Regions from separate parts of the Homo sapiens genome. Here region 2 is linked to region 1. A link is an interaction called in ENCODE POLR2A ChIA-PET data of the cell type or tissue named here. Cell type or tissue: MCF 10A. All regions are shown on one strand. Links, peaks and the distances in the headings refer to the core of each region. The heading gives the core; the rest is flanking DNA. Region 1 overlaps KDM3B (lysine demethylase 3B). Region 2 overlaps CDC25C (cell division cycle 25C).

What was found. ChIA-PET counts read pairs that join two places held together with the same protein. Peaks named below come from ENCODE experiments on the same cell type or tissue, not always from the same donor. Only the 100,000 strongest peaks of a DNase experiment are listed, where the experiment ranks them.
Region 2: POLR2A ChIA-PET joins it to region 1 with 6 read pairs; 6 of 35 experiments call an interaction of 5 or more read pairs at or near these places.

Annotation. Positions count from the first base shown.
Region 1 is chr5:138,386,724-138,392,102 of GRCh38, reverse strand. It overlaps KDM3B (lysine demethylase 3B), which reads right to left. Exons shown (of 24, transcript NM_016604.4): 8 at 1-1,090. Among named protein-coding and RNA genes, the nearest start is that of KDM3B, 37 kb to the right of the region's middle. In MCF 10A, for the core only: no CTCF peak of the experiment used is centred there; a DNase peak (open chromatin) is centred at 3,002.
Region 2 is chr5:138,297,934-138,303,312 of GRCh38, reverse strand. All of the region lies in intron 7 of CDC25C (cell division cycle 25C), which reads left to right. Among named protein-coding and RNA genes, the nearest start is that of GFRA3, 26 kb to the right of the region's middle. In MCF 10A, for the core only: no CTCF peak of the experiment used is centred there; no DNase peak of the experiment used is centred there.

The DNA.
Region 1 (5,379 bases), core at 217-5,216:
AGTCACTCAAATCTGACAGGTCACTGTTGGTGCTGGAGTCCGAGTCTTGTCTGCAAGCCAAGCTTCGTTCATCCAGTGAGAACCTTTTCACAGCTTCAAAAGGAGCTTTGTTCTCCTGTGAAAAATCTGCCGGGGAGGACAGAAAGCCGCCTGAGTGCCTGCCAAAGACGTTACTAAAGGTTTTGAGGAGGGGATTGTCCTGCTGCCCAGGCCCCACAGTTGGCCTCTCCTCTGTGGGGCTAGAGGAGAGAGTTGGCATCTCAATGGGCTGAGTGAGGCTGCTGGTGGGCGAGCTGGAGCGGCCATTCCCCATGGCAGAGAGGCTTGGGCCCCCACTGGTAAGAGCTGAGCCCAGAACACCAGATACTAGCTTGGAGGAGTCAGTTGTAATGAAGAGGGGTTTCTTCTTTGCTAAAGATGCCGAATCTGCAGAGGAGTGAGACTCGGGCCAGCTGGGTGCCACCTTGGAGGTGACAGTGGTAGCAGAAGAGGAGCTACCTGATGCCTGAGATGCAAAACTACTGAAAGGGCTGTGTTCAACTTTCTCCACAAATGCCAGGAAAGGATTAGAAGGCTCTTCTCGGGACAATTTGGGGGGCTGTAAAAATAGATTTTCATGATTCTCTGGGGTACGGGCATTTAGGAGGCTCCGTGGGAAGGCTGGAGTGAGGGTGGGCATGGACTCTGCAGGCACTTTCCGGTCCACAGAGCTGCCAGCCTTAGAGCCTGGCTTAGTGTCTGTTCCAAGAACGGATCTGCCTTTACACAGGCCTGAGCTCAGGCTCTCAAGGCTTTGTTTGAATGAGTCCCGACTAGAAGAATCATCAGCCAAACTCTCTGAAACAGTAGTGAAGTAGTTACTGGTAGGTAAAGTTTGGGACATGCATTGAAAAAACAAGTTTTTGGAGAGATCAGTGTCTTTCTGTGCCTCTTGTGCAGAGCTACAGCCAAAAGAGAAGCCCAAAGGTTTGTTCTCTGTGGCTAGAACACCATTGGACTGGCTCCTTCCACTTCCAAAAGTCAAAGGTTGCGATGAACTAGGGAGAGGTGCTCCAAATCCAGAAGAGGCCAGAATAGAATTTCTTGAATTCTGAAAGGAAGATAGCCTGAATTAGTGATGCTGGCTTCTCATGACAATCTAATGATCTCTTTCTTGGACCTCACTATCACCAGATCAACATTTCTTGGGGGTCCATCAACTTTTCTCTTTTACAATTCCATGGATCTGCTCTTGTAACTGGAGTTCACCAGCAGTGGGGAAGAAATCTGCCACAGACTACACTGAGGGCATCTTTAGCAAGGTGAACCAGAGATAGCAGGATGTCATTCATCCTGCAATTCCCTTGGTTGTTATCCAATTGGTCGTCACAGTGCTAGAAGGCCTTGTAGGCTTTTTGGTATCTATTTGGAAGTGAAGAGCTCCTCTAAGGAACTGGAGAAAAGGGTTCCTGAATAGACATCAGCTTTTACAGTGACCCCTGTAATATTAATATATCTCAATGACCTTGGGAGCTATTGTTAAAGTTTTGATTTATTTAGGCTACTGTAAAATTGCCCATTTTACAAAAAGTGGCTTTAATCCTAGGACAAGCCTACTGCACGTTAAAGAAAAGTGTTTTCCTTATTAATCTGAAAGTCCACAACATGGACCCTTTTGGATTTCGGCATCTATTTATGGGTTCAAGTCAACCTACAAGTTGAATATCTACTTCAATTAACGTTAGACGTAAAGATGCTAAATTAAAGAAAGCAAGCTATTTACCAAGACCTTTGTTATAATTAGAATCTAATAAGAATCCAAAGAGGATAAATGTATATACTGACAATATCCCAAAAAAAGCCTTCAGCATAACTGAAGAATGAAATAACAGAACACTCCCCTTTCCTTCTTTTACCTTCAAAATGTTAACTTCTGCTTGTGAATGACTGTATAAAGAAGAATGGGGCCTGGCGCGGTGGCTCATGCCTGTAATCCCAGTACTTTGGGAGGCTGACATGGGCGGATCACGAGGTCTGGAGGTCAAGACCATCCTGGCCAACACGGTGAAACCCTGTCTCTACTAAAAATACAAAAAATGAGCCGGGCATGGTGGCACGTGCCTGTAGTCCCAGCTACTCGGAAGGCTGAGGCAGGAGAATTGCTTGAACCCAGGAGGCGGAGGTTGCAGTGAGCCCAGATCGTGCCACTGCACTCCAGCCTGGCAACAGAGCAAGATTCCCTCACAAAAACAAAAAAAAGGAAGGACTTTCCTATATATTAATGTACCCAGATACAGACAAGAGAAAGGGACACACACACACACACACACACACACACACAGAGAGAGAGAGAGAGAGAGAAGAGACCCATAGGTAGGTATGAGCCCAAACTTATATTTATTAATTTAATAAAACCCAGATCCTAGTACTTGACTTGCTAACCATAGATTACTTTCAAGTAGTAGAGGATGATATACCTTAATATTCACTCTAAAACACTGGAAATAAAAATTATTCCATCACCACTTAATGGATATGGAGTTTTCCTTTTGGGGTGATGAAATTTCTGGATCTAGATAGTCTTCATAGTTTCGCAACACTGTAAATGTACTAAATGCCACAGAATTGTACATTTTAAAGTCGTAAGTTTTACATTATGTGTATTTTACTACAATTAAAAAAAAAGTGATTCCCGATAAACAAAAGGGCTATTCTCTTATAAAGAGGGGAGAGAGTTTTAATTAAACTATTCTTTAAATACACAAGAGGAGTTAACATTCAGGATTTCCTTGAGGAGTAGCATAGAGACGTACGAATCAAGCAGGCCACCTAGGCTTGCCTCTGTCTCTGCTACAGAGACTACTTCAGGGTATTTTAGAGTTAAAAAATAAAACTCCTTTTCTTTTTTCTTTTATCTTCCTACTAACCAGTAAGTATTGACTTCAACTTACTCCCTACAATAGAGAAAAAGAACAGACACAGCCCTGAGGTGCTGCTGTTGCTTCACAGGCAGGATTTGGCCAGGAGCCTTGATACCTGCATGACTGCAAGGAACTAGCATGGGTAGCTCATGTTTCACTCCTAAAGTTACCCTTTAAAAATAAATACACACATGAATGAAAAATAATTTGGATAGTCTTTCATTTTCCTTCAAATGATTAAATTCCAAATCCTTTTCTTATAAAAAGGTGATGAGAAACTCATGTCAAGCCAGTTTTTAGGGCAAGAAGTTTCCTGTTGGCTCTGTCTTTATTTTAGATCAGCCATTGTAATGAAAACATTCATTTCTACACATTTATTTATTTATTTTTTGAGACGGAGTCTCGCTCTGTCACCCAAGCTGGAGTGCAGTGGCGCAATCTTGGCTCACTGCAATCTCCGCCTCCCAGGTTCAAGTGATTCTCCTGCCTCAGCCTCCTGGGTAGCTAGGATTACAGACACATGCCACCAAGCCCAGCCTTTTTTTTTTTTTTTTTTTTTTTAAAGACGGAGTCTCGCTCTGTTGCCCAGGCTGGAGTGCAGTGGCACAATCTTGGCTCTCTTGGCTCACTGCAAGCTCTGCCTCCCGGGTTCACGCCATTCTCCTGCCTCAGCCTCCCGAGTAGCTGAGACTACAGGCGCTTGCCACCACGCCCAGCTAATTTTTTGTATTTTTAGTAGAGACGGGGTTTCACCGTGTTAGCCAGGATGGTCTCGATCTCCTGACCTCGTGATCCGCCCGCCTCGGCCTCCCAAAGTGCTAGGATTACAGGCATGAGCTGTACTATGCCTGGCTCATTTCTATACTTTTAAATCATATCCTAGAAGAAGAACCAAACAGAAACACAGCAACATGACTGTCATAGTCACAGAAATTCCCTCAACCTGTTTAAAAGAAAATACTCTTTCAATCTGAATTTCATATATTCAGCTTTGCTACTCTAAGAGTAGCAGCATTCAATGGATCTCTTTTATAGCATGTAAAACCTGGTCTATTTTGTAAGCTCCATTTACATTCACACTGCCTTTGACATGGAGTTGTTTTTGTTTTGTTTTGTTTTTTTGAGACATAGTCTTGCTCTGTCGCCCAGGCTGGAGTGCAGTGGCACAATCTCGGCTCACTGCAAGCTCCACCTCCCAGGTTCACGCCATCCTCCTGCCTCAGCCTCCCGAGTAGCTGGGACTACAGGTGCACGCCGCCACGCCCGGCTAATTTTTTGTATTTTTAGTAGAGATGGGGTTTCACCGTGTTAGCCAGGATGGTCTTGATCTCCTGACCTTGTGATCCGCCCGCCTTGGCCTCCCAAAGTGCTGGGATTACAGGTGTGAGCTACTGTGCCTGGCCAACATGGAGTTGTTTTTAAATAATTCAGACACTATGATGATTTACACTGGAAATCCATATAAGATCCTCACCTGGTTATCTTGGGAATGCTGGTCAACCAACAGGACAAACCATCAACAGTGTGAAATTTGCATTTACAGGCCTTCTCCTCGTCTGTGTGGACATTTCCTCTCCCTCCCTATCCCTGCACACTAGGGATTAACAATCTGCACTTGTTGGGGAGGGAAAGAAGTCACGTTTGTCATGTTTTGTCTGGCATTGTTTTTTCTGAAATGATTCCGTTTTAGGATGTGAGCTCCTTCAAATAGGAGTTTCAATTCCTTATATATAATATACAGTACTCAGCACACAGTAGTTTCCTATATATAATTTTTAAAAATCATTAAGCATTTCATCTCTGTATTTCATATTTTAGCTTGAGTTAATAGCTGTTTGGGGAAAAAAAAGATGACTAGCACCATAAATCATATTTTGGTGACCAAAATTAGTCAAAAAGAATATATTATACTGATTTTGATATTTTGGATTAGGGAGACAACTTGATGTTAACTTACATTTAACAGAGGTTCCATTTTAGCAACAATATATGCATATCAGATAAAGAACAAAGGAAATCAGATACTGTTGTGATGAAATCCATCAAATTTTCAGGTAAGGCTTAAAAAGGTGAAGATAGGGAGAAAAAACCTTCCATGGCCATATCAAATGATGGAAATTAACTCAGCCTCAAGGGAAAATATCATAGAAAATGATGAATTGAAAACAGGGTAATGGTAGCTTGCACACATAGCCTTAATTATAGTATTCACTATTACCAATACTGTAATTCATTAACCTCACCTCTTATAGGCCTAGCAGAGGCTTGATCACTACGTGAACTAAATAGATAATAGAATTTAAAACATTCCCCACCAGATCTACTTTAACATGTCTTTAAATTAGGTTGTATCATCAGTTTTTGATTCACCCAACTGTTCTGGTGCCTTTTAAGAGCTGATAAAGTTATTAAACTATACACATTTGCCCAGTGAGCAGTAAAGGCCTTCCACAGAGTATAATTTAAGCACATCTCAGAA
Region 2 (5,379 bases), core at 152-5,151, 89 kb after region 1:
TAGAATAAGAGTTCTCAAATTTTTTGGTCTTAGAACTCCTTTGTAATCTTAAAAATTACTTACAACCCCTTGCCTTACACCTGAGCTTAGAGAAAAGCATTCAGCTTTTTATACATTGAGTATGATGTTAGCTATACATTTCTTGAGAAGCCCATCATCAGGTTGAGGAAGTTCCCTTCTATTTCCTAGTTTGCCAGGAGATTTTAGCAGGAACAGGTTTTTTGTTTTTGTTTTTGTTTTTAAAGAGACATGGTCTCACTCTCTTGCCCAGGCTGGAGTGCGTGGCACAATCACAGCTCACTGCATCCTCAAACTCCTGGGCTCAAGAGATCCTCTTGCCTATGCCTCCCCAAGTAGCTGGGACTACAGGCAAACACAGTCACCCCTGGCTAGTTCTTTTTTTTTTTTTTCCCCTATAGAGATGGGGATCTCACCATTTTGTCCAGGCTGGTCTTGAACTCCTGGGCTCAGGCAACCCCTCTGCCTCAGCCTCCCAAAGTGCTGGGATTACAGGCATAAGTTACCCTACCCAGCCCTTTTCTCTGTATCTATTGAGATAATCAAGTGAGTTTTTTTTTTAATCTGTTAATATGATGAATTACTTTTTTTTTTTGAGATGGAGTTTCGCTCTTGTTGCTCAGGCTGGAGTGCAATGGTGCAATCTCAGCTCACCACAACCTCCGCCTCCTGGGTTCAAGCGATTCTCCTGCCTCAGCCTCCCGAGTAGCTGGGATTACAGGCATGTGCCACCACGCCTTGCTAATTTTGTATTTTTAGTAGAGACGGGGTTTCTCTATGTTGGTTAGTCTGGTCTCAAACTCCCGACCTTAGGTGATCCACCTGCCTTGGCCTCCCAAAGTGCTGGGATTACAGGTATGAGCCACTGTGCCTGGCCTACGTTTTTGAATGTTAAACAACCTTGCAATCCTGTGATAACCTCACTTGGTTGTGACATATGATCCTTCTTATATGTTGTTGGATTTCATTGCTAACATTTTGTTGATAATTTTTACATCGGCCGAGCACGGTGGCTCATGCCTGTAATCCCAGCACTTTGGGAGGCTGAGGCAGGTGGATCACTCGAGGTCAGGAGATCGAGACCAGCCTGGCCAACATGGTGGAACCCCCGTCTCTACAAAAAAATACAAAAACTAGCCGGGCATGGTGGCACACACCTGTAGTACCAGCTACTCGAGAGGCTGAGGCAGGAGAATCGCTTGAATCAGGGAGGCAGAGGTTGCAGTGAGCTGAGATCGTGCCACTGCAGTCCATCCTGGGAGACAGAGCGAGACTCTGTCTCAATAAAAAGGCCGGGCACAGTGACTCACACCTGTAATTCCCAGCACTTTGGGAGGCCAAGGCAGGTGGATCACCTGAGGTCAGGAGCTCGAGGCCAGCTTGGCCTACATGGTGAGACCCCATCTGTACTAAAAATACAAAAATTAGCCAGGTGCAGTGGCACACACCTGTAATTCCAGCTACTTGGGATACTGAGGCAGGAGAAACGCTTGAACCCAGGAGGCAGAGGTTGCAGTGAGCTGAGATAGCACCACTGCACTCCAGCCTGGGTGACAGAGCGAGACTCCATCTGAAAAAAAAAAAAAAAATTTTTTTTTTTTTTTGTGTACCTCTATGTTCATGAGAGATATTGATCTTCAGTGTTTTAGCTTTTCATGTTAATGTTTTGGTATTGGTATCAGTGTAATGCTAGCATCATGAAATGATTTGCAAATAATTCCCTCTTTTTTTTTCAATTTTCTGGAAGAGTTTATATAGAATTGGTTTTATTTCTCTTTTAGATGTTTGGCACGATTCACCGGTGAAGCCACCTGGGCCTAGAGTTTTCTTTGTGGGAATGTTTTTAACAAATTCAACTTACTTTACAGATAGGAACTACTCAGTTTAACTGTTTCTTTTTGAGTGAGTTTGGTAGTTTGTGTCTTTGAAGGAATTTGTCCATTTTAATTAGGTTGTCAAATATAGTGGCATAAAGTTGTTAAAAATACTTCCTTATTAGCGTTTTAGTGTCTGTAGAATCCATAGTGATGTCTCTCATTCCTGATATTGGTTATATGTGTCCTCTGTCTTATTCCTGATAAGTCTGGGTAGAGATTTATCAATATTGATCTTTTTAAAAAATCATCTTTTGGTTTTATTGACTTTCTCCATTGTTTTTCTGTTTTCTATTCCATTGATTTTGCACTCTAATCTTTGGATACTTTGAGTTCAATTTGATCTTCATGTTTAGTTAAGGTTGAAGCTAAGGTCATTGATTTGAGACCTTTTTAAATAAGGGTATTTAGTACTTTAGCTGCATCTCACAAATTTTGATATGTTGCATTTTCAGTTTTATTCAGTTCAAAATACTTTCCAATTTCCTTTTTTGGTTTCTTTTTTGATGTAGGGGTTACTTAGAAGCTTGTTATTTAATTATTTGCAAATATTTGAGGACTTTTTGAGGACCTCATATTTGAGGACCTTTCTGTTATTGAATTCTAATTTAATTCGATTGTCAAGAATATATTTTATATGACTTAAATCCTTTTAGGTGCATTAAGATTGGTTTTTATGGTCCAGAGTATGACTCAGAACATCTTGGTAAATGTTTAGTGCAACTTAGAAAATGTATAGTCTCTATTCTTGAGTAGAATATTCTATGTATGTCAAGTAGGTCCAGTTTATTTATATTGTTGAACACATCTATATGCTTATTAGTTTTCTGTCTATTAATCTATCAATTTTTTTTTTTTGAGACAGAGTCTCACTCTGTTGCCCAGAATGGACTGCAGTAGCACAATCACGGCTCACTGCAGCCTCAACCTCCTGAACACAAACAATCCTCCTGCCTCAGCCTCCCAAGTAGCTGGGACTACAGGCATGCACCACTGTACCCAGCTAATTTTTGTATTTTTGTAGAGACAGCGTTTTACCATGTTGCCCAGGCTGGTCTTAGACTCCTGAGCTCAAGCAACCCACCCGTCTTAGCCTCACAACGTGCAGAGATGAGTAATCATATGGTTTTTGTCATTTATTTTATTGATCTGGTGGGATACGGTGGCTGATTTTCAGATGTTATATCAACCTTGCATTTCTGGGATACATCCTACCTGGTCATGGTTTCAGTCTTTTGTTTTGTTTTGTTAATTGGAGTTGGGGCGGTGCCTCACTATGTCGCCTTGAACTCCTGTGTGCTCCAGCAATCCTTCCACCTCCGCCTCCTGAGAAGCTAAGACTACCGGTGCACACCACTACACCTGGCTAGTTTCAGTAGTTTTTGTCTTGTTAGGAATTAGTCCATTTCATCTAAGTGGTCTCATTTGTTGGCACACAGTTATTCACTAATATTTCTTCATGATCCTTTTTATTTCTGTAAGGTTGGTAGTAATGTCCCACTTTCCATTCCTGATTTTGATAACTTGAGACTTTTTTTTAATTGTTCAGGCTAAAAGTTTGTCGATTTTTGCTGATCTTTTCAAAGAACCAACTTTTGGTTCTGTTGTTTTTCTATTCTCTTAAGTTCTGCTCTAATCTTTTTTATTTCCTTCCTTCTGCTTGCTTTGGATTTAGTTTCCTCTTAGGTGGGAGTTTAGGTAATTGATTTGAGATCTTCTTTTTTATTTTAGGCATTTATAGCTTTAAATTTTTTTCTAAGCATTACTTTAGCTGTATCCCATAAGCTTTGGTATGTTGTATCTTAGTTTTCATTCATCTCAAAGTATTTTCTGATTTTCCTATGATTTCTTCATTGACCCATTGGTTATTAACAAGTGTGTTATTTAATTTTCTTTTTCTTTTCTTTCTTTTTTTTTTTTTTTTTGAGACGGAGTCTTGCTCTGTCCCCCAGGCTGGAGGGCAGTGGTGTGATCTTGGCTCACTGCAACCTCTGCCCCCTGGGTTCAAGCAATTCTCCTGCCTCAGCCTCCCAAGTAGTTGAGATTACAGGCGTACCCTACCACGCCTGGCTAATTTTTGTATTTTTAGTAGAGATGGGGCTTCACTCTGTTGGCCAGGCTGGTCTCGAACTCCTGACCTTAAGTGGTCCTCCCGCCTCAGCCTCCCAGAGTGCTGGAATTACAGGCATGAGCCACTGTGCCTGGCCTTTTTTTTTTTTTTTTTTTTCCAGACAGAGTCTCCCTCTGTAACCTAGGCTGGAGTGCAGTGGTGCGATCTTGGCTCACTGCAACCTGTGCCTCCCAGGTTCAGGCAATTCTCCTGCCTCAGCCTCCCGAGTAGCTGGGACTACAGGCACCCGCCACCACACCCAGCTAATTTTTGTATTTTTAGTAGAGATGGGGTTTCACCATGATGGCCAGGCTGGTCTGGAACTCCTAACCCCAGGTGATCCGCCCGCCTCAGCCTCCCAAAGTGCTGGGATTACAGGTGTGAGCCACCACACCTGGCCTATTTAATTTTCATAAATTTGCTAATTTTCCAGATTTTTTCTGTTAACTGATTTCTAATTTTATTCCATTGTGGTCAGAGAACATATTTTGTGTGATTTCAATCCTTTTAAATTTATTGAGGCTTATTTTATTTTATTTTATTTTTATTTTATTTTATTTTTGAGATGGAGTCTCACTCTGTCACCAGGCTGGAGTGCAGTGGCACGACCTAAGCTCACTGCAACTTCCGCCTCCCAGGTTCAAGCGATTCTCCTGCCTCAGCCTCCTGAATAGCTGGGACTACAGGCATGTGCCACCACCCCCAGCTAATTTTTGTATTTTTAGTAGAGACAGGATTTCACCATGTTGGCCAGGATGGTCTCGATCTCTTGACCTTGTGATCTGCCCGCCTCAGCCTCCCAAAGTGCTAGGATTACAGGTTTGAGCCACTGCGCCTGGCGAGGCTTATTTTATGTTCAGGCATATTGTCTATTGTGAGAATGTGCCATGTGTACTGGAGAAGAATGTGTATTCTACGGTTGTTGGGTAGAGTGTTCTCTAGGTGTCTGTTAGGTCTGGTTGGTTTATAGTATTGTTTAAATTAGTTTTTGAGGTTTCTAAAAATGGTATCACTGGGTGTGGTGGCTCACATCTGTAATCCCAGCACTTTGGGAGGCTAAGGCAAGAGGACATTTGAGCCCCAGGAGTTCACAACCAGCCTGGGCAACAAAGAGAGACCTTGTCTCTACGAAAAAAAAAAAAAAAAATGCAAGGTGTGGTGGCTCAAGCCTGTAGTTCCAGCTACTTGGGAGGCTGAGGTGGAAGGATCACTTGAGCCTGGGATGTCGAGATTGCAGTGAGCTGTGATCATGCCACTGCACTCCAGCCTGGATGAGAGAGTGAGACCCTGTCTCAAGAAAAAAAAAAAAAGGTACCATACTAAATGTGGCTGTCTCACTGGCTGCCTTGTTATTCTCACCCAGGGCCATTGCATTTG